Linked DNA regions of Mus musculus: region 1 is linked to region 2. The links are chromatin loops, found by intact Hi-C in ENCODE. Cell type or tissue: heart. All regions are shown on one strand. Links, peaks and the distances in the headings refer to the core of each region. The heading gives the core; the rest is flanking DNA. Region 1 holds the start of Dok2 (docking protein 2). Region 2 overlaps Dmtn (dematin actin binding protein).

Region 1 (15,480 bases), core at 2,813-10,812, 150 kb after region 2:
ACAACAACAGAAAACAGAAGATGGTTTATGGTTGTCACTACAAATCATTCTCAAGAATGTAACTCATAGTCCAGCTAGGTTGCATTGCCTGTAATTTTAGCTACTTGGGAGGCTGAGGCAGGAGGATTCAAAGTTTAAGGCTAATCTGAACAATTGAGAACCTGTCTCAAAATTTAAAAAGTAGGGGCTGGAGGTATCTGAGGTGGCACACTCCTTTAATCCCAGCACCAGGGAGGCAGAGGCAGGGAGGGTCTGTGAGATGGAGACCAGCTTGGTCTACAGAGCAAGTTTCAGCTAGGGTTACATAAAGAAACTATGTCTCAAACAAAACAAAACAAAACCAACTGAACAAACAAAAACAAAAAACAACCAAAGTAGGAGTTGAAGAAACTGTTAATGGGTTAAAAGTATGTATGGCTCTTGCATAGATGCAAGGCCTCTGCTACTGTGGGATTAAAAAAGGAATATATCGGGGCTGGTGAGATGGCTCAGTGGGTAAGAGCACCCGATTGCTCTTCCGAAGATCCAGAGTTCAAATCCCAGCAACCACATGGTGGCTCACAGCCATCCGTAACGAGATCTAACTCCCTCTTCTGGTGTGTCTGAAGACAGCTACAGTGTACTTACATATAATAATAAATAAATCTTTAAAAAAAAAAAAAGGAATATATCTCCTTACCTAAAAATTCATTTTGGGTACAGCTGTCTAGGAACATATATTATGACCTTCCACTAGGATCAAGAGGTCAAAGAGAACCACTTGTAAATAACTTGTAAACTTAATAATAAAATATTGTGGTTGTTTATACCCATAAAGGACCACTACCTTAAACTTGTGTAGGTACACTTCCCCTTTCTCTCACCAGAGTACTCACACAGTTTCCAGTGTGTTCTCAAAAATGAGTAAAAATACTCAATAAGCCGAGTAACAACTGCTCCCCCCCGGCCTTCCAGCTGAATTTGTTACTAAGCCTTAGCTGTGAAAGCATACTTAAAAACTAAATGACATGGGCTGGAGAGATGGCTCAGTGGTTAAGAGCACCGACTGCTCTTCCGAAGGTCCTGAGTTCAAATCCCAGGAACCACATGGTGGCTCACAACCATCCGTAATGAGATCTGACGCTCTCTTCTAATGCATCTGAAGGCAGCTACAGTGTACTTAGATATAATAATAAATTTAAAAAGCTAAATGACAGGGTAGGAGTTATCTAGAAGGGAGTGGTGGTGTGACAGGGTACAAGCAGGGGCATCAAGAGGGCTTCTGGGTACTGACAATATTAATTTGGGAGCTGGTAACAAAGGAAATTTCATCAAGCTGAATAATGAATTTTCTTTACCTGTCTTTAGGTAGACCATATTTCAGTAACTTACAAAAGAAACAAAGATGAGTCACTCATACTAAGTAGACGTTATTAGACAGTTTAAAAAGTTAAGATTGTAAGATGGTGTACTAGGTGAGGCTGCTGGAACTGAAGCCTCCAAACAGCAGCTGGTGTGGAACTAAAGCCCTCACTCCAACCAAGAACCTACAGGAACTGAGCCTATTAAAGAGGGTGCATTTGAAAGCGGATTCTCCATCCTCAGTCAAGCCTTGAAACTGCAGCCCCAGCTGACAGTGCAGATTGTACAGTAGACCCTGAACCAGGACCATTGAGATAAGCCACTCCCAGGTCTCTGACCCTGAGAAAATCTGTGAGATAAGATGTCTGGCATTAAAATAGGAAAAAAAAAATTCAGAACACTATCTTCTTTACACATACTGAAGGGAGTGAAGTAGCTGTAGCTACAGAGAACTGTTAGCTTATGGGCTTAAGTGAGCCATTCTCCCTTCCTGAAGAGCAATGGTAATATTGCTTCTAAAATCCAACCCGGACAGAAAATGCAGCTGGCGACTATGGAAGCTACTTCCTGTAAGGTATGGACAGGGATCTTCTTGCCGCTTCTAGTACTTCAACCCAAATCACAGACCATTTTATCCTAGTCACACTCTGTTCTACTGCTCAGTGTTTGGATGGTACCACACACACATTGTTCTCAAGGCTTTTCTCACAGGAGGAAATCTAACAAACATGAGTTATCAAGTAAATATGAACAGGTGATTCTAAGACTGACACTTGCTGGAGAACACTTAGGCAGAAGAGCACACTCCTGCACTTCTAGCTATTGCGAGGCTGGATGGGAATCACGTGACCCTGGGAATTCAAGGCCAGCCAGGACAACACAGGGAGATCCCATGACAAAAATAAATCCCAGACATTATTTTGTAAATTCTCATTTGAGAGGGATTTAGGGAAGGGAACCTTGCTCTGAAATGTGTCTCCTCTGTCTCCATCTGTGTGGCAGAAGCCTGCTCTCTGATGCTTGTGCAAAGAGAGCATGAGTATTTAGTACTTCAGTTTCAGGCTCCTGGGTCTTTCTCCTTCTGCATCTTTCACACAGTAAACAGTAAGAATTTTGGTACTAATAGGTTTAGTTGACAAAGTACCGGAAGTTACTATTTATTTTCACGTAGAGTTCTCAAAATTGACTTACTGTGCTATCCTCTCCTTGCACGTTTCAAAAACCTGAGACAACCGCTTTTGCTATATAATCAGGCTACATTTTTGGACTCTGTTAAATTTTAACCTGCCAGCTGTACTGATTCTTCATAACTTCCTAGAGTCACACTGGCAGTCAATATTTAATTACTGCACCTGAAATTTCAAACTATGATTACTTTGCAAAGTCTTCTCTGTTACACAGTTATAAAGCAGAGCTCAATAACACATCAAAACTCCAGAATTATTCTTTTTATTAAATTTGTATGTCTAATACATGTACCTATTTAGCAACCTATTTAATTCCTGGATTCCTTCCTTTTTGTCTCAAATCCTGTTAGCTATTAAAGTCAGCAAGTTCCTTCTTAATCTTTGCAGTATCACTGTTCTCCAAGTTATCTTGATTTAGTTGCATTAACAAGCTAGAATGGGAAGGTATTGAATTGCCACATCACCTCCACTTAACTTTATATAACATCCTCTTTTTCTCTCTGCCTATCTAGCTACCTAACTATCCATCCATCCACCCACCCAGCCATCATGATTACACAGTTTTAGTCCTCCCCTCTCCCCAACCAGGTAATGCTTTGTAACTACACTATTCAAAGGTTAGATCACACCTTTTAAGTAAGAAAATCATTACATTAAGGCCAGTTTTCTAAAGACCCTTGACTATGACAATAACAGGGCTCACAGACAAACCAAGTATTATAATTTTTCCATGACTAAAGTTTCACAGCACTTAAAATCGTCAATAAAACACAACCTGGCACACACTTATAATCCCAGCACAATGGAGGTGGTGGAAGGAGGATCAGAAGTTCAAGGCCAACACTTGTCTACATAGGAAGTTTGAGGTCAGATGGGGACTCCATTTAGCCCCTCACACACATACTGGAAAGAACCCCAAGGCCCTATATACCTTAGAAAAACAATGTCTGAAGATTCCAGAAGCCTGAGAAAATCTGCCATACACTTACTTATCATTAAGAGAAAAAAAATTGCTCACGGTAGCAGTTCTACAAAAGTATAGATATACTCTATGTATTGTGCACATGCAGCTGCCTGATCATCAGACTCCCTTAGTAAGATCAACAGTGTGATCAGGTAGGTACCTCCTTCAGTGTTCTGCAGACCAGTTTCTAACCAACCTGAGGAAGAATGTGTCTTTTTCATGGGAAGGTTTTGTATTAAAATACTACTATAAAGAGTCTAAATATCCGATACTAACACTTAGCTTGTTGGTCTAATAAAATAAAACCCAGCATGTCCCAGTACTCCAAAATAATTCAGAGTGACACATTACAGTCTTGAGTATGCTTCCCTCCATCTAGAAGTTGAAGTCTTACTTTAGTCTACTTATTTTTGGGTAGGTGGGAGAAAAACAGCATTCTAAAAAAAATGAAGCCGTGCATGGTGGCGCACACCTTTAATCCCAGCACTCCTCGGGAGGCAGAGGCAGGCAGATTTCTGAGTTCGAGGCCAGCCTGGTCTACAAAGTAAGTTCCAGGACAGCCAGGGCTACACAGAGAAACCCTGTCTCAAAAAACCAAAAAAAAAAAAAAAAAAAAAAAAAAAAAAAATGAGACCTTTTTTTGTGGCACAAAGGCTATGAAGGTGGCTTTGATGCATTTTGACATTCTAATGAGTAATGATAACAGAATCAGTTTTAAAAAATCCTGGAAAAAAATATTCTGGACTGGGGGACTCCATGAGCAGACACTTCTTTAGAGGAGACAGAACCCACATTTAAAAATTAAAAAAAAAATTCTACACATATGAGGGATTGCATGTATGTATGTATACCACGTGTATACCTGACGCCTGTAGATGCCAGGTGTCTGATATCCTAGATGTGGAGTACTGGATAACTGTGGGTAATCATGTGTGTGCTGGGAGCCATCTCCCTTACCCTCCTCTCTCTATAGGCATATACACATGAATGCATATATTCATTAGTTTTTAAACTAATGACGTCCCCTGTGCTCCCCAAAGCACTGCTCATGAGCTCTATTCTCAAGACCCTGGGTTTGAGCCCTAGCACAAACAGAAAGTTCTGGAATACTCATTGCACATCCTTAGCAGAAGTTGGACTCAAAATTTTAAAAACTTTGGTTCACCTGGACTTACTTTAAGCAAGTCTCACAGCAGTTCTGTGCTTTGGTTCTGTTCCCTGAAGTGCAGAGGTAACCACACTACCTACTTTTTAAGATGAAAAAAAAAAAAATCACATAAACACCTTCATGTCTTTGTAGTAGAAACATCTACTACTGTCTCTTCAACACTATTATTATTATTAACACTCTGTCATGTTTTACTGCTCCTTCTGAAGTAGGCCACCGCACTGCTTCAGAACATGAATCTGTGGTCTTCTATTTGTGGTTAAGTTTTGCGATATAATTCTACCCTGATAAGTCCCTCCCATTCCAGAGTGCAACTCCACCAATCTCGAGCCTTCGAAGTTGAGTCTTTAATCAGTCTCTTTCTCGGTCAAAGAAACAACTAGAAGTCTCACCATTCCACTTTCTTTGAACATACTCGGAATAAGATTACTCTTAGAACTTGGGGAAAGACGCCACACTGTATGCAAAATAAAGGCGACTCTGCCAGATCATCTTTACTTCCCATAGCCCCAAACCTGTGGGGTTTGTTGCATAGGAAATCCGAAGGTTCCTGACAATGGATTAACATCAGTAACTGTCAAAGAGTATCAGAAGCCCCAGATAGCAAAAACTTTACCTAGTTTGCAAGAAACAGCTTGCACTTGCTCCAGCTACTGCTGGGTTAGGTGTGGGCTACCCTTTTTCCCTCCCGGCCTGTGTTATTCTATAAGGACCCCAAAGCATCCCCCCACTCAGCTCCGGAGCACGATCAAGACCCTCCCGAGGGCTGTCTGCACCCAACCCAGCAGCTCTGGTTTCAGACACACCCCCCTCCACCCCGTGTTTCACTGGAGGTGTGGGCGCTCAACTCCTAGGCTATGGCAAGGGGGGCGCGAGGGGAGGCGAGCAAGGCCTCAGCTCCCATTTTGGAGGACAGGGTGCTCGGGCCTCCCGGCTGTGCCAATGGGAAGTGGGAGCGGAGGGCGTTTCGGGGCAGAGGTAGAGGGCCAGATAGGGAAAGGGGGTCTGTCGGATTTGGGGGCGCGAGGAGGAAAGGCGACCGGAAAGAGTCAGGAGAGCGGGGTTCGCGTGGTAAGGCGCTCTTTTTGTTAATCGCTGAGGGCCGGCGCTGTGACCTGGGGGGCCCCTTAGGACAGTCACGAGGGGTCCTCTCGCTCCCGGGTTTGGAAGGTTCCCCCAAGGGTTGCACGGAGGCCTCGGGCCGCGGCTGTGCGCGCCCGCGGACCAGTCCGTCCTTCCAGCGCCTCGCGTGAGGCGTGGGGCCGGGTGGGAGGGGATGGAGGAGGCCCCCGGTCCGGGAGGCGGGAAAGGCCCCGCGCTGCGGGACGGGCGGCGGCTCGGCGGCTCTGAGCGGCGGCGGCTCGGCGGCCTGTCGGGGCCCCGGGTGGGCTCGAGCCCCGGGGCCCGCGTGCGCCCCGCACTCGGCGGCCTCGACTCCCTCGGCCGCCCCCTCCCCCGGCTCTCGCTCACCTGCACATGATCCGCCATTTTGCTCCATTCATGCTCCTCTCAGGCCCCCCCTCCCCACCAGCGCGCACCTCGGCCGGGGCCGCCGCCGCCGCTGCTGCCGCCGTCGCCGCTGCGCCTGCGCGCTGGGGACTCGGCGCGCTACGCTCGTGGCGTAGCGCCGCTCTGCCGCGCAGGCCCCGGCCGGCCGCTCTGGGTTGGAGAATGCGCAGCGTGGCTGGGACGGCGTAGGGGCGCGGGCAACGTCAGCGGCCCGGAGACGCCGGGTGGGAGGAAGCGGAGGGCCGTGGAAGCGCAAGGGAGGGGAGCTGGGGGAACAAAGCTTTGTTTACATGGGTTTTAAAGGGGCCGCGCTCGAACTCGCGCGCGGGCCAGCGCCGCGTGGGAGCGGAGCACGCTGCCTGTCGTTTCGGGTGCTGTCATGGCTCCACCCCGCACTGTGCACCCGGGCCATTGCCTGTCCACGTGCGGCCTGCTTGACTCGTCTCTGGACGTCCCTGCCCCAGGGCCAAAGACCTCCTACCTGGGATACCTGCACCCTTCGCGACTTCCCAGGACACTGCTCTGAACTGGGCCGCGATTGTGATTGTGCTTTTCTAGCCCGTTCTCCTGGACCAGGGTCATTGTTTTCTGATCCGGGTTTCACCAACAACCCCGGTAGCAATCGCCTTGTTTTTATTAATGTCTTGTTCTCCTCTATAAACATCCATGGATATAGCCGCCAGATACCGATGATCAAAAATGTTAACATGCTGCCTTTTAATCTTCCGAAATCAATTTGCTGTTTGGACCAGTGCTACAGGCAGCCCACCCCACTTCCCCTCCACCCACGAAGGGGTCAGATGCGTCGGGTGAGGGTAATATCTGAACGCCGAGGCCGAGTCCCCATCAGTTTTCTGTGTTAGATAATGCCGATTCCTATTTTCTATTGGCTTCCACTCCAGTTTGTACTCAAGGCTCCTAGATTAAATCAGCGGGATTTTGATAGCATTGTTTTAAGTTGGCTAACAGGACTACATCTGCAAGTGAAGGCGGTAGCGAGGCCCACAGTATTACTGTTGCAGATTTATTGGGCTGGTTTTCAGCAGCAGCGTGTCTTCCTCCTGCTGTGTCTTCTAGTTCGCAAAGGTAGGACAAGTAGGAACTACATTACCCAGACTTCCTTGTAATTGGGGTTCGGCCAGCAAAATTGACTCAGTGAAAGAGACTGACTCAGAAGATTTAGGAGGCAGAAGTAAGGCAGAGCTTTCAACTGTTGTTTCTGGCAAGCTCTTCCTGTTAATCTTTGACTTTCTCGCCCTCTTTTCTCCCTCTCCCTCTTTCTCCAACCTTCCAGTAGCCAATCATTAATTCCATGAGTATAAATAGGCAAGGGTGTGTGTAGGGAGGTAGTGCCAGGGTATTCCTGACTTTGTGTTACATTGCAGTTGTAGACTCTTGGGGTCTCAGTGACAGTGACCTCCTCCTCCTTTTTTTTTTTTTTTTTTTTTTTTGCCTTTTTTTGTTTTGGCTTTTTTTTTTTTTTTTTTTTCGAGGCAGGGTTTCTCTGTATAGCCCTGGCTATCCAGGAACTCACTCTATAGACCAGGCCGGCCTGGAACTCAGAAATCCACCTGCCTCTGCCTCCCAAGTGCTGGGATTAAAGGCGTGTGCCACCACTGCCCTGCAGTGACTTTCTTCTTGACTGATTGATAAGGTAGCTTTTTAGTAGGCCAGACTACTCAGATCTCTGTCCACTATCTCCTGATTCCTGGTTCTCCTTTTCTCTTCCCCATCTTCAGTTCACCCACTTTCTTAAAATAAACTCAGAAATAATCTTGATTATTCAGCTTGTCAGTCCTCCTCAGTCTTCACCTCCATGCCTGCTGTGCATATCTCTAATGCACACCAGACTCCACTCCTGTCTTCAATGCTGATATCCTGGTCTGAGGCTTACATTTTTTTCTAAGTCCTACATGGAATCCTGTTATATGTTCCCTTGTCCCTGTATTTCTCCTTGGTGGCTCAGTCCCCATACCGCTGCAACATCAACCCCACAAAACAGACAGCGTACACTCGTGTTTGAAGCCCTTGAGAGGACTCTTCTTGAGCATCTTCGGTATGACCTGGCTGACCTCTCCTGTACCCCTGCTCCTTCACAATGCTCTGCTCATTTCTGGCTCTGCTCTGCTCTTCTTTTGCCGTTACTCAGTACCTTTCCTGGTCCAAAGGTGCCAGGAACTGAACCCTCTCTTTTCTTAATGCAGTGTCTCCCTTATGCTCGGAGGATACATTGCCTGAAGCTACAGAGCAGGCAGTATCTATATGCTGTTTTCTTCATATATATCTAAGATAAAGTTTATAAAGTTGCCACAGTAAGATGAATGGTAATAGATAATAAGATAGAACAATGACAGTGTGGCATTACACAGTTTTGTTTTGTTTTGTTTTGTTTTTAAGGGTTGCTTGTTTCTGGAGTGTTCCATTTAGTATTTTTGAATTCTAGTTTATGAAACCATGGATATAGGAGGACCATTTACATACTTAATGGGGAAAGGGTAAATAGCAATGAGATTAGGGATGTATACTGTCCGACCCTCTACAGTCAGGAACCTTTGAAGCTGAGGATGGCAGGCACCACAGCTGTCCTCATCCTGTCCTTTGCCCAGTCCATCTTTCTCATGTCCACATCTCTCTGCCCATTTTAAACCTTTCTCTTGTCTGCCCAGAGCTGCCCATTGGGTATCTCTCTTCACCTAGAAGATCTTTCGGAGTTAGCTAATCCCTGAGTGAGGAAGCCGGGAGCCAGCTGAAACCCCAACTGTCCTCAGTACGGGCTATGGGAATTTGTTGACACCTTTGCTTCCTAACACTGGCGCCTGGAGACCCAGAAGTCCTCTAAGTCTCTGCACCTCGGTTGTGTCTGGGGACAGTGCAGCACAAGATCCTGCTCTTGTGGCTCCCCAGAGGCCAAGCAGAAGGTCACTGTGGTTATTGCAGGATTCCCATAGCGGGATCCCTACCCCAGCTGGGTGAAGTTCAGCTTGATGGAAGACGTATTCTTAGTAGATTCTAGCTCCTTTTAGACTATGGCTATGAGAAAAGTATTCAGCTTCCACAGGCCAGGGATGGGATTGGGGGTGGGGGTGGGGGTGTGTTCTGGAATACGTGGGGTCAGGTTTAAAAAGTTTCCAAGGAATCTAGTAAACTCGGGCGCCCCCTTGTGGTTCTGAGTGGTGTGTATCCTGTTTCCCTACTGGTTGGAGGGTAAGCAGGGTGTTTGAGAAAGAAAGCATCCTTTGCACTCCTGTGAGGCATGTGCTGGTGAACTCCACAGCACTGTCACACCAGAGCCATCCGATAAGAAGAGCCATCTGATAAGAATCTGTATCCTGCCGGGCAGTGGTGGTGCACACCTTTAATCCCAGCACTTGGGAGGCAGAGGCAGGCATGGTCTACAGAGTGAGTTCCAGAACAGCCAGCGCTATACAGAGAAACCCTGTCTGGAAACAAAACAAAACAAAACAAAACAACAAAAAACCAAAAAAAGAAAGAAAGAAAAACAAAGCCAATATTTTTCTACAATCCTTCCTAGCACCTATAACATTAGTATATTGTTGGATTATATTGTTAGAATATTTTATTTTAAAAACTGTTCTTTGAGTTGCTCACTTGTTTCACAAAAGATAATATTACATGTATTTTTCTTGGAGTTAGCATAGAATTTCCAGCAGTTTCTGATATGTCCCTAAACATACTAGCGCCACTTCATACTATGTATGTATGTATGTATGCCTGGATGTCTGCACTTTGGGGGGGAGGGGTCTTCTGTATCAAAGGCTTACCTTGTCAACTACTTGTGTGGCCAAGGATGATTTTGAACTTCCAGTCCTCCTGCTCCACCTCCTAAGTGTTAGCATTCCAGGTGTGGACCCCAGGTCCAGCTGTACTCTGTGAGTGTGCAATGAGTTCTCAGCATTGATGATTATAACATCGGAATAGCACTCAACTCTGAAAAGCATTGAGAACCAGAGAAAATTGATACTGTAGTAGCATCTGCAATTCCTGCAGGCAGGACGGGACACGGAGAGGGGAGAATTTTGAAAAACGGCTTTTCTATACTGGGTATGTGGCTCAGCTTTGCCTGCGTTGGAAGACTCTCCAGACCACCCCTAACTTCAGTTTCCTTCCGTTTCAAGAAGTGGACTGTGGAGACTGATTGATTCATGAGGTTTCCATGTCCTTCGTTATCAAATATTCAGCCATCGTTACGTTATTGTGTGAAAGTGAGCAAGTGTACCCATCTCAATATGTAATTTGCTTCTGTTTTTATATTTTTGGTTGTGAGCCTAGCCATTTCTTTGGTCTTGCCTGTCATTAATAAATGGTAGTGCATACACCAAAGACTTTTTTTTTTTTTAAGATTTATTTATTTATTATATGTAAGTACATTGTAGCTGTCTTCAAACACTCCAGAAGAGGGAGTCAGATCTCGTTACGGATGGTTGTGAGCCACCATGTGGTTGCTGGGATTTGAACTCTGGACCTTCGGAAGAGCAGTCGGGTGCTCTAACCGACTGAGCCATCTCACCAGCCCCCACCAAAGACTTTTTTAAAAGTAAGTTTATGATTGGTTATCAGTAAAAGCTTGATTTGTATATCTGGTTTATATACCTGGGCTCAAGTAAAATTTCCCAGGTGAAAAGGACTCAGAAATGAAGAATCTATGATGCTCTAGAGACAGAGGAGGCTATGCCTTGCTTCATACTCTTAGCCACTTCCCAAGCCAGTACTCTCACAACTCCATGGTTCTCCTTTAGTGTTTGACCCAACTTGCTAAAATCCTGGCAGCAAGGGTGAGGTGAGCTGGGCTGACACAGCTCCAAACCCCAGAGCTTTTGTGTTCACCTTTCCAAGCTGTTTTGGTCTATACCCGGCATCTACAGCAGAAGGCTTGAACCACGTCTCAGTAGAAGAAATGGGCTAAGTTATATAAATCCTTCATAGGATTGCTCCCAGGAGTATGGCCTGGTCCACAGTTTTCCCAACTATTCCAGGCTGCTTCTTCAGGTCATCTGGCTCTAAGGTGAAAATTTCCATGGAACATGGCTTTTCCCAGAAGAGATTCTCTTTCTGCATGGCATCTGCATTCTGATTGGCGCCTGAGAGAAGTTTCGTTACAGATCTGGGAAGATGAGTCCGTGGCTAAATGGCTTGCGATGCAAGTCTGAGGACCTGAGTTCAGATCTCCAGAGTTTATGTAAGTCAATATCATAGTAGCACCTTCAATCACAGCAGGCGTGGTGGGAGGCAGATGCAGGAGACTTTCCAGGAGCTGCCTTTCATGGGCCAGCTACTTTGACTTATGGGAACGCAAACGAGATCCTGTCTCAAACAGGATGGGAGGTGAGGAGGGATACCTGAGGTTGGTCTCTGACTTCCACGGGTATGCTTGTTTCTCTCTCTCTCTCTCTCCCTCTTTCTCCCCCCCCCCTCTCTCTCTCACACACACACACACGATTAAAAAAAGTTGTACTAGCTAGGTATGATGGCACATGTATTGGAGACTAGCCCGTGAAACATAGGACTCCGTCTCAAAAGATCAAAAACCAACCAATGAAACAAACGAACAAACCAAAACCCCATTGCATTAATGGCCTACCCATCCACCCCTAACAGTTCTGTGATCTCAGGAAAGTTGCAAGCAGGTATGCTTATGTCCCCCTCGTCCCCACCTTTGTCAGAGAATAAAACGTGACTGGTGAGACAGTAGATGGCAAGGACCAGCCTCGGCATGGAGAGGGGTTCTGAGAGAATGGGTTTCTGGGAGCAGTGGAAAGAACGACTTGAAGTCAAATCGTGGGTCCGAGCTATGTTCTGCTTGATAAAGCTTTTCCAGTCTGTCTCTCTCTTTGTCTGTCTGCTTTCTCTCTGGAGATCTCTGTTCTGCTTGCTTGCTATTCTAAGAGATTTCTCTGTCTATGTCCTGCCTCCTTGTGTGTGTGTTGTCTGTCTATCTGTCTCTGTGTCTCTGTGTGTGCATGTCTGTCTGTTCTCCAAGTAGTTCACTTTTTTTTTCCTAAAAAATTCTCTGGATAGCTCATTCATTTATTTCCTGAAGAGCACAGGTCCAGTCTTTTATTTTACATATTACTCCAGTCATTTACTCCAGGTTTCCCTTTCAATTATCTCGTAGGATAATCAAGTATACATCCCATGACCCCAGACCTTTGATTCTTAGGAGACAGCAAACATACATTTTTTTTTCTTAATATTGCAAAAGAATTCAGAGGTCTAGACAGACCTTTGTTAAGAACAGACAATAAGAGAGTTAGGTGAGACACTGCCCTGACCACACCTGGGCCTAACCTCCCTCTGTCCTAGGCTGACCTGGAGCTCAGGAATCTGCCTGATAAGCTGACTCATAGTGTGGCTGCCTTTATTCCTTTAGATTCATGAATTCATTCCTTGTAATTCATATCGCATCCCTATATTTTGCATAGTTGAGAAACTATATATATATATATACTGAACTCATGTATTTAGAGTTCTTTCCCATAGCCTCAAGGGCTGTCCTGAAAGTCTCAGCATTTACCATTTTTCTGGAGACATAGCCACCTCACCTTTGCCTCCAGGCCTCACTTTCGCTTCCTGGACTCACGCTGTCTCTGATTAGCATGGAGTCATTAACATTGAAACAGAGGACATTCCTCAGAGTGAAAATATGCACTACACAAACAAGTCTCCCTCTCACAGCAGCCATTGACACTTGTGGAGGCTCACACCAGGGGCTACATGTCGCTCTGTCTCCACCAGTGCTACACCAGGCTTGGCACGCATAGAAGAATTGGAAGTTCTGAAGTTCCCACAGTTTAAGGTAAGTCCCACTTGAACCCAAGTGAGGAAGGAAGCCAACAGCTGAGTTAGACTTGGGGAGGAAATCTTTTTCTAGAGAGAATGTTCTTATTTCTAGATTCACCACAGACTTGTGTATTGTATGTTGTTCTTATTGCTAGATTCACCACAGACTTGTGTATTGTATGTGTTTTTGGCAGGCAGGAAATACTTTCATACAATGGGACTGGTGCGTGTTGTGTGTGTGTGCGTGCACACACACACACACACACACACATGTTTTATCTATCTGTAATTTACCCAGTATATGGCTCATCTTTGCTTGAGCTGGGAGACTTGGGTTCTGGGTGTTAGCCTTATAGGCCCTTCAGACCATCTCTATCTCCTTTTCTTTTTTTTTCTTTTCTTTTCTTTACTTTTCTTTTCTTTTCTTTTTTTCTCTCTTTCTTTCTCTCTTTCTTTCTTTTTTCTTTCTTTCAAGATTTATTTACTTATTTTATGCATATGAGTACGTGTACATTGCTCCGTTCAGGAACATCAGAAGAGGTCATCAGACCCCATTACAGAGCCACCATGTGGTTGCTGGGATTTGAACTCAGGACCTCTGGAGGAGCAGTCAGTGCTCTTAACCGCTGAGCCACCTCTCCAGCCCCAGTTTTCTCTTTTCAATGAGTAGGTTATGGTGATTGATTCCAAAGGGCTTTTCCAGCCCTGACACACTCAGCATCCTGCCTGAATGTAGAGCCCTCACCCCGGACTTTCTTGAACAACTTGATTTTGGGGTCTCTTTGTTCTTATGGCTCAGTCCTTCACACCAGCTTCTGCAGAAGTGTGAAATTTGGCTTTTTTTGGAAATTGCATGTTACTCACTGGAAATGCAGGAAGGAAGCTTGCTCGTGAAGTGCACTTAAAAAAAAAAAAAGGCGCACACAGAGCAAGAAACCACAGGGCCTATCAGCCTGTCGTCATCAAGCAGACTAGAATAGTGTAGAAAAACTCTAGTCAGAGAGGAAATGAACTAGAGAGAAGGGGGAACAGGCCCAGAAGAGAGAAGAGAGAGGGCAGAGGCAATGGCAGTGGGGAGCTGAAGCTGCGATGGTCAGGATGGAGGAGCCAGCTGTGAAGCAGGGCTTCCTGCATCTTCAGCAGCAGCAGACCTTTGGCAAGGTAAGAGTAAGGCTGGGCTCTCGCTGGGCGGAGCAGCTTGGGGGAGGGCCCTGTTACTATCCCGGGTAGAAGGGTGTCTTAATATCCCTGACCCTTATGAGACCATGTGCTCCACCAGTTTAGACAAGAACACTACTTGGGGAAGATGTCTGCCTTCTCAACGTGCCTTGCCTTCTAAACCAGGCTCTGGATCGCTCTTTGCTGAGGGCTGTTTGTCCTTGCTTGTGGGGGAGGAAGCAGATTCTGACATTATCTCTCTCTCTTTTTGTTCCCTTGCTCAGTATTGAATTTGGGGGTACCTTGGGCGGGTACGGAAGGAAGAGTTGGGGGCCAGTCAGTTTGGGATGACAGCAGAGGTCCCTCTCACCTTTGACTGCTACTGAGCTGTGGCCCCAGGGTGTTCCAACCTCTTCCTTCCCTAGCCTCTTTGAAGGGGAAGCTCTTCTGCCTCCTGCTGTTACCCAGCTGTGCTTACCCCAACACCCACCTCACCCTGTCTAGGTCTCTGTTTCTTTGTTTGTCTCTCATGGTCCAACTCCTTAATCAGTGAGACAAAAAAGGAGAGGAGGTGGGAAATTTTGGAGCCAGAACCTTCCTATGAAATGAAGACTTGTCCCTGGTCTAGGCTACTCTCCCCTCACTGTTCATCTCTGGGCTCAGTGACTTTTGTTCCCACTACCTGGCTGATGGGCCTGTCATCTTCCTGGACTCTGCATCCATTGGACATTTACTGTGGCCTTTGGCTAGCCTGCGGATCTTGGTCAGCTCTGTCATTCCATGGTCTCTGTTGTCTTCTCGGGCCTCTCTGACTGGCTGTGATGTTTGCCATTCTCCCCATCCTGTGTGGCTGCCCCAGCCCCTCTACCTCTCCCACAGTTCCTCTTCTCCCCTTTCATGACCATCTCTCCATCTCCGATGGTTCCCACTTGGCCTCTACGTGGCATACCTGGGCTCAGAAGTGGCGCCGGTTCGCAGCCGTGTTATATGGAGAGTCTGGCTGTGCCCTAGCCAGACTAGAGCTCCAGGATGTCCCCGAGAAGACACGGCGAGGAGAGGCCACTCGGAAGGTTGTCCGCCTCAGTGACTGCTTACGGGTAGCAGAGGTAGGCAGTGAGGCCAGCAGCCCCCGGGACACCAGTGCCTTCATCCTGGAGACCAAGGAGCGCCTGTACCTACTGGCAGCCCCCTCGGCAGAGCGCAGTGACTGGATACAGGCCATCTGCCTGTTGGCTTTCCCGGTGAGGGGTACAAAGTGGCCCAGGGGAGGGCGGCCACCAGGGGAGGGCGATGTTACTTAGATACTTCCTGTGGACAGGTGGTAGAAGAACCAAAACTCTTTTTTAGGGGAGTTC
Region 2 (15,480 bases), core at 4,352-12,351:
CACCAGGATTAAAGGTGGGCACCACCAAACCAGGCTCTGATAGTTTTTGTTAGTTTGTTTGTTTAAATGGTTTATTTCCTTTTTTATATGTGGGTTAGTGTTCTGCCTGCATGTATGTCTGTGTGAGGGTGTCGGATCTTTAGGAACTGAAGTTATACAGGAGGAGGAAGAGGAGAAGGAAGAGGAATTGTCTCAGGGTTAAGGGCAAACCCTATGTGAGATGCCATGTGGGGGCTGGGAATTGAACCTGGGTTCTCTAGAAAAGAAGCCAGTGCTCTTAACTGCTGAGTTATCTCTCCAGCCCTGCTCCAAAAGGTTTTTAGTGTGAAACAGAGTCTATTAAGTTGTCTAGGCTACATTCATACTCAATTTGAGCCTTGGTAGGCCTTAAACTTTTTTCTCTTCCTTCCTTCCTTCCTTCCTTCCTTCCTTCCTTCCTTCCTTCCTTATGTCTTCAAGACAGGGTCTCTCCTTGTAGCCCTGGCTGTCCTGGGGCTCTCTATGTAGGACAGGCCCGTCTTAAACTCAGAGAGATCCACCTGTCTCTGCCTACAAAGTACTGGGATTAAAGGCATGCACCACTATGCCCAGATGCCTTAAATGTTTAATTCTCTTGCTTCAGTCTGCTGAGCAGCTCAGATTACAGGCCTGCTCCACAGGTCTAGCCACATATTTCATACAGCGACAGAAGGCTGACTAATATGTACATCTACAAGCCAGCTTGGAAGATTGTTTCCAGAGATGACCTGTAACTCTCTCCATATACCTTGCTTCCTTTTTGCAATGAAACCTTGTAATTCCTTGAATCTGGGACAGAACCTATTCCACCTTGAGTCTAGTTTCATTTCTAGAAAACCTACATTTTTGTTATTGTTGTTGATTTGGAGATAGTGTCTGTGGTAGTTTGAATAAGAATCATCGCCCTATAGGCCCCATATATTTGAATGCTTAGTCCCCAGAGAGTGGCTCTGTTGAAAAGGATTAGAAGAATTAGGAGGCATGGCCTTGTTAGAGGAAGTGTGTCAATGGAGGTGAGCTTTTGAGGTTTCAAAAGCCCATGCTAGGCCTAGGTGTTCGCTTTTCTCTGCCTTTGGATCAGGATGTAGCTCTCGGCCACTGCTCCAGTGTCATGAGTGTCACCATGTTCCCTGCCATGATGATAATAGAGTAAGCCTCAGAAAATGTAACCCAGCTCCAATTAAATGCTTTCTTTGATTAGTTGCTTTGTTCATGGTGCCTCCTCACAGCAACAGAACGGTGATTAAGATAGGGTCTTTTATTTTTTCCTCCCCAGCCCAGGCTAGACTCCTAGTTTTGGGATTAAACTTGTGCCACCTTGCCAGCTTTGGTGCCTTGACTAATGGAATGCAAAAACAGTGACCCGTCATGGCTCCCAAGGTCAGGTCTTAAGAGTTCTCATGCCTCTCCCTTGGGGTGCTTAGCTCTGTCCCTCCCATCTCCAGCTACCAGGCTCTAGGGAAGTCCAGACTAGTTGGGGTTGCTCAGAGGCCCAGAACTCAAGGCCCCCTTCACCCACCGCATGCTACTCGGTGCCCATGCTCTCTGTGCTGCCACACTAGCTCAAGCTCCCGGCCTTTGCTCCCACGCTGTCCTTGACATCTGGAAGGACCTTCTGCACCATTTATTTGCCTCTTCTAAGACTTAGGGGAGGCTAGAGAGGTGGCTCAGTGATTAAAATCACTGGCTGTTATTCCAGAGGACCTGGGTTCAATTCCCAGCACCTGTGGTAGCTCACAACTGTCTGTAGCTCCAGGGGATCTGACACACTCACTGACACATGTAAGTAAGCAAAACACCAATGCACATTAAATAAATAAATAAATAAATAAATAAATAAATAAATAAATGGTTAAAGAAAATACTTAGGGGAGCCTACCAGGCCTCCTCACTGGCCTTTCAAAGCACTCGTTGATACTCTGTCCCCATTGCCTGCCACACTGCTCAAAAGTCACACGGATTTACACATTACTTTCCCCTTGGCTGGAGGAAATGGCTGTATCTTTCACTCACAATGACCCCAGTGCTTAGCATGTCCCTCAGTAAGTGTCCATTAAATGAAGTCAAGGCTCTCACGCTGCTTGTACCAGGAATCTCTACCTGTTCTGGCTATCAGGGCATATTTTTGCCCTAAAGGAGTACACCTGTGGGCCTCACCCCCAGACTGAGCCTTTAAGTATAATGGTTCAATAGCCACACACACATCCGTCCACCCCACACCCACCCCTGGCCAGATGACCCGGAGCACACTCCACAGCACTCACAGGTATGGAAGGGTGTCCGGTCAGGCAGAGAGCGTGTTTTCCTCCGGATGGGCAATGACTTTTCCATCTCTTCTTTCAAGATCATCTTTCCCAAGTTGGAAGTAACCTGTTTGGGGGTAGAGGAGAATGGTGCCCAGCCGAAGACACCAGATTCCCATCTCTGAAAAGTGCAAACTTGGGATTCAAAGCAGGAGGGTTAGCGATGGCTTTCCCAGGTGGCTGGTCCACACCTGGAGCCCGTTGATCTTACTGGGCACTCAAGCAAATTGTTTGCTGAAGATGTTCAGTGGTAGCCTTCCACTGTGGCTTCTCTATTCTAGGTCACCATGTCAAGAGCACAACCAATGGCCTTCCCAAGACTCCTTATTCTCTCTCCTCCCCTAGGCCAGCCTGCTGAAACCGGGTGCTGGTGCACCCCTCTCTTTCCTGTGCTCTGGATCTTAATGTCCAGGACCACTGTTCCAAAAGCAGCCTAAAGCACAGGACTCCTGGTAAAGAAGAGGCACCTCCCACCAGGTCAAATGCAGATGTTTCTATGGCACTAGCCTTTTAGACTGGCTCTGGGGACAGAATATTTATCACCTAGATGGCATGAGGGTGGCGGGGGTGGGGAGGGGCAAGATGCTACCTTACTGAGCTCCTCTTTCTGCCGTTCCCTGATGGCCTTAATCTCCTCTTCAGAGTCATCGTCTTCCTCTTCCTCCTCTTCCTCTGCCCCCTTTCGAGATGCCTTCCGTTTCCTCCATTCTGTCTCTAGGAGATAGAGGCCCCAGAAACAATGTGGCCACTCAGCCATGGGCTTCTCCAGCTTGTGGAACAGGGCTGGAACAAAGTCTGTCTGTCTGCCTTTCTTTCTTTCTTCCTTCCTTTCTTTCTTTCTTTCTTTCTTTCTTTCTTTCTTTACACCTTGAGTCTAGTTTCATTTCTAGAAAACCTACATTTTTGTTATTGTTGTTGATTTGGAGATAGTGTCTGTGGTAGTTTGAATAAGAATCATCCCCCTATAGGCCCCATATATTTGAATGCTTAGTCCCCAGAAAATTCATAAACTGGATAAGAAACACATATTTAAATTCCCTGGAGAGTAAGACCCTTCTCTCATTTACTTCTCTTTTCCAAATCTCCTATCACAGGGTCTGGCTATAGCAAGAACTTGAGAGATGTCCATTAAGTGACAGGAGCTAGAGAGATGGCTAAGTGGTTAAGGCCATGCACTGTTCTTCCAGAGGACCTGAGTTCCATTTGCAACCCGCACGGGGTGCCTTCACAGCCCCCTGTAACTTTGCCTTGGGCCTCCTAGGCACTGCACTTCCATGCACATACCCTCCCACACACATACACACATGTACATATAGTTCAAATCAAATAAAACCTTAAAAAATAATAATGAGGGCTGGAGAGATGGCTCAGTGGTTAAGAGCACTGACTGCTCTTCCAGAGGTCCTGGGTTCAGTTCCCAGCAACCACATGGTGGCTCACAACCATCTGTAATAGGATCCGATGCCCTCTTCTGGTGTGTCTGAAGAGTACACCAGTGTACTCACATACATAAAATAAATAAAACAAATCTTTAAAAAAATAATAATGAGGGCTGGCGAGATGGCTCAGCGATTAAGAACACCGACTGCTCTTCTGAAGGTCCTGAGTTCAAATCCCAGCAACCACATGGTGGCTCACAACCATCCATAATGAGATCTGATGCCCTCTTCTGGAATATCTGAAGACAGTTACAGTGTGCTTACATATAATAAATAAATAAATCTTAAAAAAGAAATAATAATGAGGGCCAGGCGTGGTGGGCCATGCCTTTAACCCCAGCACTCTGGAGGCAGAGGCAGATGGACCTCTGAGTTTAGGCTAGCCTGGTGTACAAAGTGAGTTCTAGGATAGCCAGGGCTGTTACACAGGGAAACCCTGACTCAAAAAACCAAATGATGATGATGGTGGTGGTGGTAATGATAATGAGCAAGAGGAGAAGAAATGGTGACCAGGCTGTGCACAGTAACACAAAGAAGTACAGGGGAGAGGTAAGAAATGAACTGTCAATAGGGGAAAGTACAAAAGACTGAGAAGAAACAAACAGGCTTGAGGTGGGCTGGGACTGGGTTCACCGGGCCAAGAAAGAGAAGTGAACGGGGACCCTTGGCCTCCTCTCCTTTCCCCGGGTTTTCCTACCCACAACGGCCAGCGACGGGGGACATGGCCAGTAGTCAGTCTCTATCTTGGCTGGCTGGTTGGGGTCAGGGGGCTGCGCTGCAGGAAACTTGGAGGATTCGATGATGAGGTCCTCGATGAGGTGCTTGCTCTGAGGGCTGCCTCCCACGGATTCTGCAGACAGATCCAGGGTCAGTCCACACACCTACCACCCCTGCTAACCACGCAGCCACCCTCAGCTCCAGCTCTGTCACCTCTCCTTCACACCCACGGAGAACTCAGCTGATCCACGGGAGAGAGCCCCGGGCCTTACAGGCCTGGAGAAGCTTTTCTTCCATCCCTTCCCGGCTCTCAGCACCACCCCACCGCGATGTGCCAGGAGAAGCACGGAGGAAGTCAGGGGAACCCTCACCTCTCTGTTTGTAGATGGGTGGCTTCTTGTAGATGTTGGAATCCGGGCGGGTAGTCTCTGAGAGACAGAACAAGATCAGCTGAGAAAGGGGACACGATGACAGGGGTGGTGGCTCTGGGCACAAAATGGAGGTAAAATGAACAGGGCCATAAGCTCAGACCACACCTTGTGAAGGCAGGGACTTCCTGCACTTTTCTGGGTAGGTGAGAAGAGATAGCAAGACCACTATCACCGCTAGTTCTGCCTGGCATCCTAGTACCGTAGGGTCCAGCTAGATCTAAACCCAAAGAGTAGGGACCAGAGAGTAAGGGGTCTGGGGGTCCTGAAGGAGAATTGAAGTCCCAAGGAAAGAACGTAGCTAGGCTGATAATAAAACCTACCAGGGTGGTGGAAGTGGGGCAGGCTGGTCCTGGGGGTCCCTGTGGTCCTTGGGGTTGAAGCCTGAGAGATGATTCCAAGAGTCCGGCTCTCCGCCCACACCTATGCAGAAGTATGCAGCCTGTAGCCTACACCCCATACCCCTTCCCACTCCCATGTGCATGGCTTTACCTCAGGCTACCTTTCCCATCCTCCTACACCAGCGTCCCCACTTCCCAACCCCAGGGCAATGTCACGGGCAGAGGAAGCACATTCCAGGACTCCATCTGCCCGCTCAGGGTGCCTACCCAGAGAAAAAGGGTTAAAGAGAGTCCCTGGGTCTGGCAGACAGATGAGTTGGCCAGGGACCAACCAGCCAGGATTTGCTGACTCTATCATCCCCTGGACTTTGCTGGGCTGGGGCTAGGCATGTTGGGGGAGGGGGCTGAGGGCCCAAACAAAGCAGGACGAAAGCCAACTGACCTCTGGAGACGGTGGGGGGGATGTGGATTTGGGTGACAGTGAGCACTGTGAACGGAGAGAATGATCAGAGTCACAGGTAGGTTTAAACCCTAGACCCTCAGAGGGACCATTTCACCCCCATCTACGCAGCTTCCCCTACTGTCCTAACCAACCTGCTTCCCTCTGGAGTCCCTGCCAATCTCTGGCCTGGCCTTCATCCTTCTTCTGCCCAGTATTCTCTCTGTCTTTTCATGTGAAGCTTGGATATGGGAACAGTGTGCCTCGTGCCCTGTACTAAGTATGACCCTGGTGGCAGAGCCTGGTAAGGAATGGAGGGACCAAAGCCACAGAGCAGCTCTGGAAGAGTCAGATCTCCTGGGCCACTCGGTACTCAAGTTTTCCAGGGTGACAGCTGTTCACTCCAATATGACCTCTTTTGTTTCCTAAAATTCAAATTGTATTGTTTTGATATTTACTTTGCGTGAGTGTGGGCACGCACATGCCACAGCACATGTGTGGAGGGCAGGGGACAGCTTCCAGGGCTCAGTTCTTTCCTTCTACCATTGGTTCTGGGATCCCACTTAAGTCAGCCGGCTTACATGCATCCAAGTGCTTTCACCTGCGGAGCCACCTGGCCACACCTTACTTTAATAGTCTCTCTCTCTCTCTCTCTCTCTCTCTCTCTCTCTCTCTCTCTCTCTCTCTCTCAGACAAGGTTTCACTATGTAGCCTTTTGCCCACTACACAGACCACTTTCTTTCTTTCTTTCTGAGACAAAGTTTCACTCTGTAGCCCTTTGCCCACTACACAGACCAGGCTGGCTTCCAAACCCTGGAGATCTGCTTGCCTTTGCCTCTGCATACAGGGATCAAAGGTAAGCATCGCCATGACCATGACCCCTTCCTTGAAGACAGGTGACAAAGCACCTGACCAAGCATTGCCCCATATACTGCTTTCTGAGGTTCATAAGAAGAACCAGCTCTTCTATGTGACAGAGGGCAAACTGAGGCTAAAATGTTTCCCCTCTCCCTTGCCTAGAATTTCTGGAGCTGTTTCTGTGTATTTTGTTCTCCCAGCCTTTCCCTATAGGACCTCTCCCCATGTCACCACTGTCCAGCTGGGGGCTGAACAGTGCTCACTCCTGCGCATAGCCTGTGCCTGCCTCCAAGGAGGACTGCCAGGAAGATCCCCGCTCAGCTCCCCTCACGCCTGCACACGTGATCCCTTCTCACCTCCCGGCTTCTGGGCAGCTCTACATGTTCCAGGAGGGAATAGGTAAAGTGGGGCTCATAGATCATGAGGTCAGGTCGCTCAATGTCCAGGATGGCCTTGTCCTTGGGGATGGCAGCCAGATCCTTGTAGCCCAACACCTGGTTGTCCATCTTGGCCTGAAGGGAAATGGTCCAAATGGAAGAGTTCCCCATAGCATCACTAGGACACTGGACTCACTGGCTGGACTTAGTTATCAGAAAAACATGTTATTCATCAATTCTCTTATTAGCAGCTCTATTCTGTTCCTTCTAAGGACCTAAAATAAGTGCTTATTTTAATTTCTGAGACAGCATTTCATCTAGTTAAGGCTTGCCTCAAACCCTCTCTATAGCTGCATCTGGCCTTGAACTTCCTTACTTCCCAAACGCTGGGACTATAGGGACTTAGGCCCCTTAAAAAAAAAAAAAAAAAAAAAAAAAAGCTCTGTGCCTCTGAGGCTCTCTGCAACTAGACCAGCCCTTCCCAAGACAGCCTCCGCTGGGATCTCTGGGTCTTTCCACCTGCAAGAGTTCACAGGACCTCCCTCCATGCCGGAGGGGGAGACAGGAGGGGGGGCGGGGAGGGGTAGTGAAGGGGATCCGCCCCTCCCTCCTCCCAGCTGAGGTGCAGGTGGCCAACATAAGTACTCACCACGATGCTGGAGGGAGAGCCGGGCACACTGGAGTCTCTGGAGGAGCTGACGCTCCCCGGGGAGGTAAGAGGTTGCTGGAGAGAGCGAGAAGGTGGCGGAGTGGGCATGCGCGTGGGTGCGAGGGTGTGGGAGTGGGTCTTGCCCTAGGCCTCAGGATGGGGTGGGGTGGGGTGGGGAAACCCGGCGTGCTACGTGGAGGTGGCCACCAGGTGGCGCCGGCGACTCTAGCACGGACCTGGGAGAGCAGCGGTCCCCACCCTGGCCCGGGGTGCAAGCCGCTCACCTTCTGCAGACGTTCCATGCGGCAGCCACTGGCCGGCCGCTCCCTCGGGGGCCGGTGCGCACTTGGAGAGGACAGACGTCAGGCTCGGCCCGGCTCCTGCAGCGAGGGCGTCACAGCGCTCTGTGGTGTCCTCATCCCTTGGGCCTCTCTGGGCTGCTGACCGCGGGTGGCTGGAAGGACAGTGAGCCCCAGTAAGGGCGTTAGGCTGTCAGGTTCCGCGGCGCTGAGTTCAGCCCCAGGGAGTTGTGCGTGCATGTGGCCAGGCGGTGGCTGCGTGAGTCGGCTGCACTTGTTTTTTCAGCCATTGTTCTCTGGCTTCAGAGGAAATGACGGCAGGGGTCAGCTGGCATCCCAGGGTGGACAGACGGCTATATCCTCAAGCTTGTCACCCCTGCCCTGGCCCTGCTCTGGCCCGGGCCCTCTCCCAAGTGGTGCTGGCCCCTCCCACTCCAGCCACTGGTTTCACTCCCCAGAGTTTGCTCAGCCAAATCTTTATTTTCCCCAGAAGGTTAACACGGGGACATTGAGTCATTAGCTAAGACTGGAAGCACAGGGAGCCAGAGGCCCGAGGAAGAAAACCCACGGGGATCGGTTGGGGTGGTGAAGCTATGGGCATGACCAAGAGCTGCTGGTGGTCCCCCCCGAAGCTAGCGAGCGCACTTGCCTTTTCTGTTCCCTACAGGCAGGCAGTATGCTATGTAGACACTGTAAAATACCTCTGCCACCACAAAGTGCCCAGAGCATTCTCAGGGGCTGTCACACTGCTCTATGAGGGCTGCTTGGTCACCTTTCACACTGTCTGTCCCTAGGATAGGCCAGTCTATGTACTAGGTGATGGCTACAGTCCATGTCCTCTCCTTCTTGGCCACGCCCTCAGCTCTCCTCCTTTCCCTTCTCCCAGTCCTCAGCCACAGACTGAGGAGAGCTGTGTACAGAAGGGAAAGGAGGATGGTGTGGTGGTTTCAAGCAAGACCTCTCAAGCCGGGATGCCTGCCTGGCCTTAAGCAGTGACTATTACTCCGATGTGGTGGGTAAGTCATTTACACTCTGCACATCCTAGCACTTGGGAGGCTGACGCAGGAGGATTGCTTTGAATTCCAGGCTAGCATGGGTTACATAGAGAGTTCCAATCAGCTTTGAATTTTGAAACCTTGTCTAAAGCATTTTTGAAACCTTGTCATAGGCTGCTCAGACAAGTCAATAATAGTATTTATTTACTTATCTTTATGTGTATGAGTGTGTTGTCAGACTGTTATGTCTGTGTGTCACATGCATGCCTGCTGTTCATGGAGTCCAGAAGAGGGCATCGGATCCCCTGGAACTGGAGTTACAGATGAGTGGCCATGTGAATGTTAAGAACCAAACCTGGGTCCTCTGAAAGAGCAGACAATGCTCTTAACTACTGAGCTGTCTCTCCAGCCCCAAAGAAGTAGCTAAGTTAGTGCATACACGGTGAATAAAACATGCTCTATTTCATGTAGAGGGTAAGCTATTAATAGTATTTCTATCTCCCCAGGGATTAATGAATTGAGGGGGCTTTTTCTGTAGCCAGTCATGAAAGAATGAAGCCCCTGCTTTGTTTCTCTCTTTCTGGGGGGCAAAACCATGTCCTCTTAAGTCTCCCCACCTCTCTTCTCCTCACAGGGTTGCACTGCACTGCCCTGGCCAACCTCAAATTCTCAGTCCTTCTACCTCAGGCCAGGCTCCCATAGGCTGGGATAAGAGGCGTGCTGCAAAAAAAAAAAAAAAAAAAAAAAAAAAAAAAAAAAAAAATAAGGGCTGGTGAGATGGCTCAGTGGGTAAGAGCACCCGACTGCTCTTCCGAAGGTCCGGAGTTCAAATCCCAGCAACCACATGGTGGCTCACAACCATCTGTAACAAGATCTGACTCCCTCTTCTGGAGTGTCTGAAGACAGCTACAGTGTACTTACATATAATAAATAAATAAATCTTAAAAAAAAAAAAAAAAAGAGGCGTGCTGCATGACCATGCCCGGCTCTGCCAATCTTTTTCATCTGTATGTTACCTCTACCATTCCGCTGCCCGTGTCTCACCAAAAGCCGTCCTTATCCCACTTCTAAACCTCGGCCTACATCTACTCCCTTCCGTCCACCCCTGGGCCTCCCTCAGACCTCTCATTCTCCTAGATCCACATGGAAGCCTTTGCCGCCATCCTGTCCTAGTGCCTCCTGCTAGTGCTAACCCTTAGCTGAAAAGCAAACTTTGTGGAGAAGGTGATACTTAATGCTGGATGCGGTTCTTCAGCCATGGAATGCCTTGCTCCCTGAAACGAACTGGCCACTGACTTCCCAGCGGGCAACTGTGACACCCCAGCTATCACCGATAGACACATTTACCTTCTGAACTAGAGACTGTGTGTGTGCACTCATGAAATGCCCGGAGCTTGAATTTAGTGTGCTCTTCTCCTGAGCCACAGACTCTGTCTTCTATTTTTTGTTTTGATTTATTTATTTATTATTTATTTTTATTTTGAGACAGGGTCCGAGTTAGTTACTCGGGCTGGCTTTGGAATACTCTATGATCCAGGCAGGCCTTTTAGCTTGTGATTCTTTCCTGCTTCCGCTCTCAAATAGCTGTGCTAGCTACTGTATGCTGGATACAGGTCAACAACTACAACTATTCTAATGCGTTCTTACAAGAGTTCTGCAGGCTAGACCAATTTCACAGCTGCGGAAACCCAGGCTTAGGGAGACTAAGGTCCAGTCCAAGGTCAACTAACTCAAGTGAAATAAATGCCTTTGGCATGGCATGGTGCAGAGTGTCTGCCCAGTAATGTGCCATGTGAGTCTTTTTAGAGTTCTAGAACCAGAGGTGAAATCTGTGGAGGTGTACGCCTTTAATCCTAGAACTCAGGACACAGAGGCAGAGGCAGGCAGATTTCTGAGTTCGAGACCAGCCTGGTCTACAAAGTGAGTTCCAGGACAGCCAGGCCTACACAGAGAAACCCTGTCTTGAAACAAAACAAAACAAAACAAAACAAAACAAAACAAAACAAAACAAGAATTCTAGCCGGTTGTGGTGGCCCATGCCTTTAATCCCAGCACTCAGGAGGCAGAGGCAGGCAGATTTCTGAGTTCGAGGCCAGCCTGGTCTACCAAGTGAGTTCCAGGACAGCCAGGGCTATACAGAGAAACCCTGTCTCGAAAAACCAAAAAAAACAAAAACAAAAACAAAAAACAAGAATTCTAGCACCAAGGCATCTCCATCAGACTGCCAGGAGGAATGTGGAGTTTGTGATAACAGGATTCTCCTTCTAGAGTATCAGGCTTCTCCAGCCTTCTCACTGCTGATGTGAAATGCTTAAACTAGGTGTCTGATGAGCAACATGCGCTGTGGTACACACTGAAGGGCTGTCAGTGCTCTCTCACTAGGCCCTGAATTTTACTCTGCTAATAGCCATTGTCCCAAGGTCTATACCCATGGCTTAGCCCTAGAAGCGAACACTTGTCCCCCCATCCACCCATCTCCCACCATGTAGTAGATATGCTTCTGGCTTTCCCACCCATCCACGTTGGAGCATCTCTTCCCCACGGAACACAGTACCAAGCTTTGTGCCCCCAAGCCTCATGGAGAACAGATCGGTGAACGAAAGGACTGATTCCGGCCCTCCAGGAAGAACTCGCTCATAGATAAGTTCTACACAAAGTGGAGAGGCACACACCCCAGATAAGGCAGCGGGCTGCAGAAAGTCAGGAAAGGGTGTCTCTGGAGGAATGGAGAAGTTTTTTTGTTGGAGGCCTTAAAGCAGTGGTTCTCAACCTCCCTAGTGCTTCCTAAATAGACCCTTTCTTTAATACAGTTCCTCACGCTGTAACCCTAAATCCTAAAGTTATTTTCATTGCTACTTCATAACTGCAATTTTGCTACTGTTATGAATTGTAATATAAATATCTGATATGCAGATAGTTTTAGGTGACCCCTGTGAAAGGGTCGTCTGACCCCAAAAGGAGGTCATGCCCCACAGACCTAGAGGTAGGGGTCTAAATGTGAAATTGCTAGCAGGGAAAGAAAGTCGAATGCCATCCCAGGACCCACTTTGGGGTGGGGAGGGGTCAGTACATCACATGAAGTATGGAATAAACGCTGAAGGGAAGGGAAGACCAGCAAAGCCAGAGGCCAGAGGAAGTGAGGAGGCTCCCAGAGAAGTGAGGGAAGAAGGCCACGTCCACGGGAGGAATGGAGCTTCTGCAAAGTCCTGGGTTTGAGGCTGCAGCAGGGTGGCTGACAGGGAACAAAGGATTGTCAGCACCGGGGCGGGCGGGAGGGCCAGCGGAGGACAGGCTCTGGAGAAAACACTTGCTTCTCACTGAGAAGGGGAAGGACCGGAAGTTGGGTTGTAACAGAACAGGGCACAGGGAGGCAGCTGGTCAGAGGGCCTCTCCGTTTTACCAGGAAGGCGGCCTAGAGCGCAGGGGAGCTGTAATGGGCATTCTGGAGAGCAAAGACCGACAGGAGGAATAATGTTCTAGCACCTCACCCAGAACACCAGGCGTGGGGCGCTTCACGGAGCAAAGGGTCCCCGGGGTTGTGGCCAGACATGAAAGCCATGGTTACATATGAACAAGCACCAGCATGCCTACACACAGCCGCCACTCAGGAACCCGATTGCAAACACCAGTGGACAGAGTTATATAATAGTTGATATTTACAGACTATCATGATTGACTGTGGACTCCGGATTTCACGGTCCTGCCTTTCACCCTCACCACGCCGTCTCAGTCCTGTGAACTGTTCCCTCAGTTGTAGCATGGGTTGCATGTAGCGTGGTGAAATGAGACTTCAGTAAGTACTGGGTCAAGGGCACACTTAAGCTCACTGACCACAGTACCACTTCAGGTTGAGTTATTGTGCTCCTCTGTCCCTTCCCCTTGCCAGGCCCTCCACAGCTGGGCCCTGCCTGAGGCGCCCCCACAGCACTAGTGGGGCTCCCCAGGCTCCATCTGGGTCCTGCATCCCTGTGTGGTACCAGAGCACACAAATCAGCGCCTTTTGGGAAAGTGCTAAAAGGCAGAGCCTTAGGGACATTTGCATTTGAATGAAAGGTTTTAGCAGTGGGTGCTTTGTTGGTTTGTTTTAGATAAGAGTTTTCACTGTAGCCCAGGCTGGTCTCCAACTACTTAATCCCAACCTAGGATGACCTTCAACTTCACCTCTGGAAAGCCCGAACCTTTGGCGCTACCTAGCCTGGCTTCACTTGGTCGTGGGGATCAGCCCAGGGGCGTCATGCACACCAGGCACTAGGTAACTAAACTATAACCCCGGGCTATGAATAAGGTTCTTGCTGGGGACATTTGAGGCTGTCAGAAGGCCAGCAGGGGAAACCATTTTTTTGGAGTGGAAGACGAGAAAGGAAAGATGGGAGTGGGTGGGAAGGAGGTGTGTGGGGAGGGAGGGTGATTTTTCAGCTTCCGTTTAGTCACACTGCACAGGCATCTGCCTACCGCACCCACGTGAAGTCCCCTCACCCAAGCTAATTTCTCACATTCCTCCTCCGGGCCTGATCCCTCTCCATCCTCCGTCATGGCCCCGCTTACTTCATTCAGAACACTCCCCAAGTTCTGTAACTTCTGTGGATACGGACTAAAAGGTCAGGCTGCAGCAGGAAGGGAAGGGGAAAGAAGGGGAGGGGTGGGGGTACGGCACCATAGAGGAAGCCAGTCCAGGTGTCGGAAGACCCCCTTCAACCTCCCAGGCTCAGGTCAATAGCCAGCAGGCTTCCCATCCTTCCATCTCAGCCGCACCCACCTTCAGCTGGCCGCCCCAGCCTTATCTGAGCCACCAGCCAGGCCCCACCTCAAACCACCCACCCTCTCATTTCCACGGCAACCAGAGCTTTGCAGCTCCCCAGGATATGGGTGATAAGACTTGCCCACAGGGATCTCCAGGTTGGCACCTACCCATCCCAGGCAGGGATGGATCCAGATTAAAAGCCCTGGACTTGGAGAAATGAAATGTAGAAAGTTCAGCAGGCACAGAGATCCACCATCTCAGGTGGGGGTCTAGTCCAGCCCTTGTTTCCATCCGAAGCCACCGCTACTTTCTACTTAACACATTGGCATTTTGTTCCCTTACAGATGAGAACAAAAAAGAACTAAGAGGTGAGCTTACCCAGGGCCACCCAAAAGAAGGCAAGCTGGATGAAATTCCAACCGGGCTGAATTTAAGCCAAAGGAATTTCCTATCTTTCCAATGCATCCCCAAAGATTCCATTTTAATATGAACTTGGGTCTCTCTACCTCTCACCTGACCCGTACAGCAGGAGCTGGGAGTCAGGATTGGGTGAGAGTGTAGGATCTGGCCCTGGGACAACTGAGCATCGTCAAGCCATGCTGGAGAGTTAGTTCATGAGTTAACAGGCCTGCCATGTGGGCTAGGTCAGGCAGGTGGGAGGCCCATTCTCTGCCTCTGTTTCCTTCAGTGTCTCTGTCTTTCTTCCTGCCTTCCTTTTCCCTTCTTCTTCTTTTCTCCCTCTCCCTCTCCCCCTCCCAGCCCCACTTGCACAGTTGCTGTGGCAACAACAACGCAATGCCAGAAATAAAGACAGGCTCCAGCTAGGTCACCCGTTCCCAAAACAGCATCCTAGGGTGGGAGAAGGGTGGTGTAGTCAATAGGGCGGGAACTGGGCGCGCACTACAGTGAATGTGTGTATTGTAGGGTGGGGTGAGACACGGGACAGCAGGGTTTGGGCCTGCTTAGGCCAGTGGCTCATCAAAAGCCTTACTTAAGTCAAGTTTATCCCTGGCCTTTTCTCAGGCCACCAAGGCCCTGTTACTTTCTCTTCTCTTGTTTTCTCTCTCTCTCTCTCTTTCTCTCTCTCTCTCTCTCTCTCGCTCATGCAAATGCTTTCTGATCCTTTTCCTATTGCTTTGGACTATGCATTCCTCATACCAACTCTGAATGACACCTGTCCCATTGAACAAGATCAGGCAGCTTCAGGAGTAGATAACGGAGTCCGTCTGTTCCAGGACCTGCCTACCCACTCTCAGTGACAAGAGTGCTCCTTTCCCTTTGACCCCCCCTCCTGCCTCCCTCCCCTGCAAACATGCCTGAGCTCATTAGAGTTTTCTTAGGTTCCCCTCTTGACCGAGTTAGTGGCCATTTCTGTGCTCTTTCCTCAGAAGAGGTAAGTTTCTCTTTTCTAGCTAGGTCCCTCCACTGCTCAGGCTTGCTTTGTCCAAACACGTTCCTTATAGATCTGAGTCCTGAGGTATATATAGCTGGATCGGCAGATCTGGGGAGGAGAGGAAACTCCCACCCTAAATCCAGATTCTAGAATTCAGGAGAGGTCCCCATTCCACTCTCCCCACACGTGAGCTCTGAAAGAATTCTGCAGACATTGCCCACCAGTGGGTAGACAGATGCTCTCCTAGCCTCAGAAAGACCAACTAGCTGTATGGAGACAAGACTCCCAGGAGCATACATGCAGAAGACAGAAGAGCTCTGCCCAACACATGGCTGCTGACAGAACTGCACATGGGTGCACACAGGGACTCTGCCGCCCTCCTTGCCAGAGCACTCGCCCACTCTCCCTGCCAGACCCCCACACAATGACACATGGTGCTAAGGACACCTACTTGCACCCACCCACTGATCCTCCCCTTGGCAC

What was found. A loop is a pair of places that touch in the nucleus more often than their neighbours do. Peaks named below come from ENCODE experiments on the same cell type or tissue, not always from the same donor. Only the 100,000 strongest peaks of a DNase experiment are listed, where the experiment ranks them.
Region 1: it touches region 2 in a loop (6-fold over the local background); 4 of 42 quality-filtered maps call a loop at or near these places.

What each region holds. Positions count from the first base shown.
Region 1 is chr14:70,760,382-70,775,861 of GRCm38, forward strand. It overlaps Dok2 (docking protein 2), which reads left to right and starts at 14,000. Exons shown (of 5, transcript NM_010071.2): 1 at 14,000-14,128; 2 at 15,085-15,366. The coding sequence starts at 14,057. It also overlaps a transcript of Xpo7 not described here. In heart, for the core only: CTCF peaks have their summits at 6,448 and 9,335 (motif pointing left); DNase peaks (open chromatin) are centred at 5,630, 6,390, 7,290 and 9,350; H3K4me3 peaks cover 2,942 bases; H3K27ac peaks cover 2,527 bases.
Region 2 is chr14:70,610,386-70,625,865 of GRCm38, forward strand. It overlaps Dmtn (dematin actin binding protein), which reads right to left. Exons shown (of 16, transcript NM_001252662.1): 2 at 7,854-8,023; 3 at 7,570-7,644; 4 at 6,900-7,055; 5 at 5,689-5,733; 6 at 5,229-5,328; 7 at 4,849-4,905; 8 at 4,458-4,610; 9 at 2,911-3,035; 10 at 2,283-2,388. The coding sequence starts at 7,871. Among named protein-coding and RNA genes, the nearest start is that of Dmtn, 8.9 kb to the right of the region's middle. In heart, for the core only: CTCF peaks have their summits at 7,803 (motif pointing right) and 8,029; DNase peaks (open chromatin) are centred at 7,776 and 8,206; H3K4me3 peaks cover 2,048 bases; H3K27ac peaks cover 2,220 bases; H3K27me3 peaks cover 997 bases.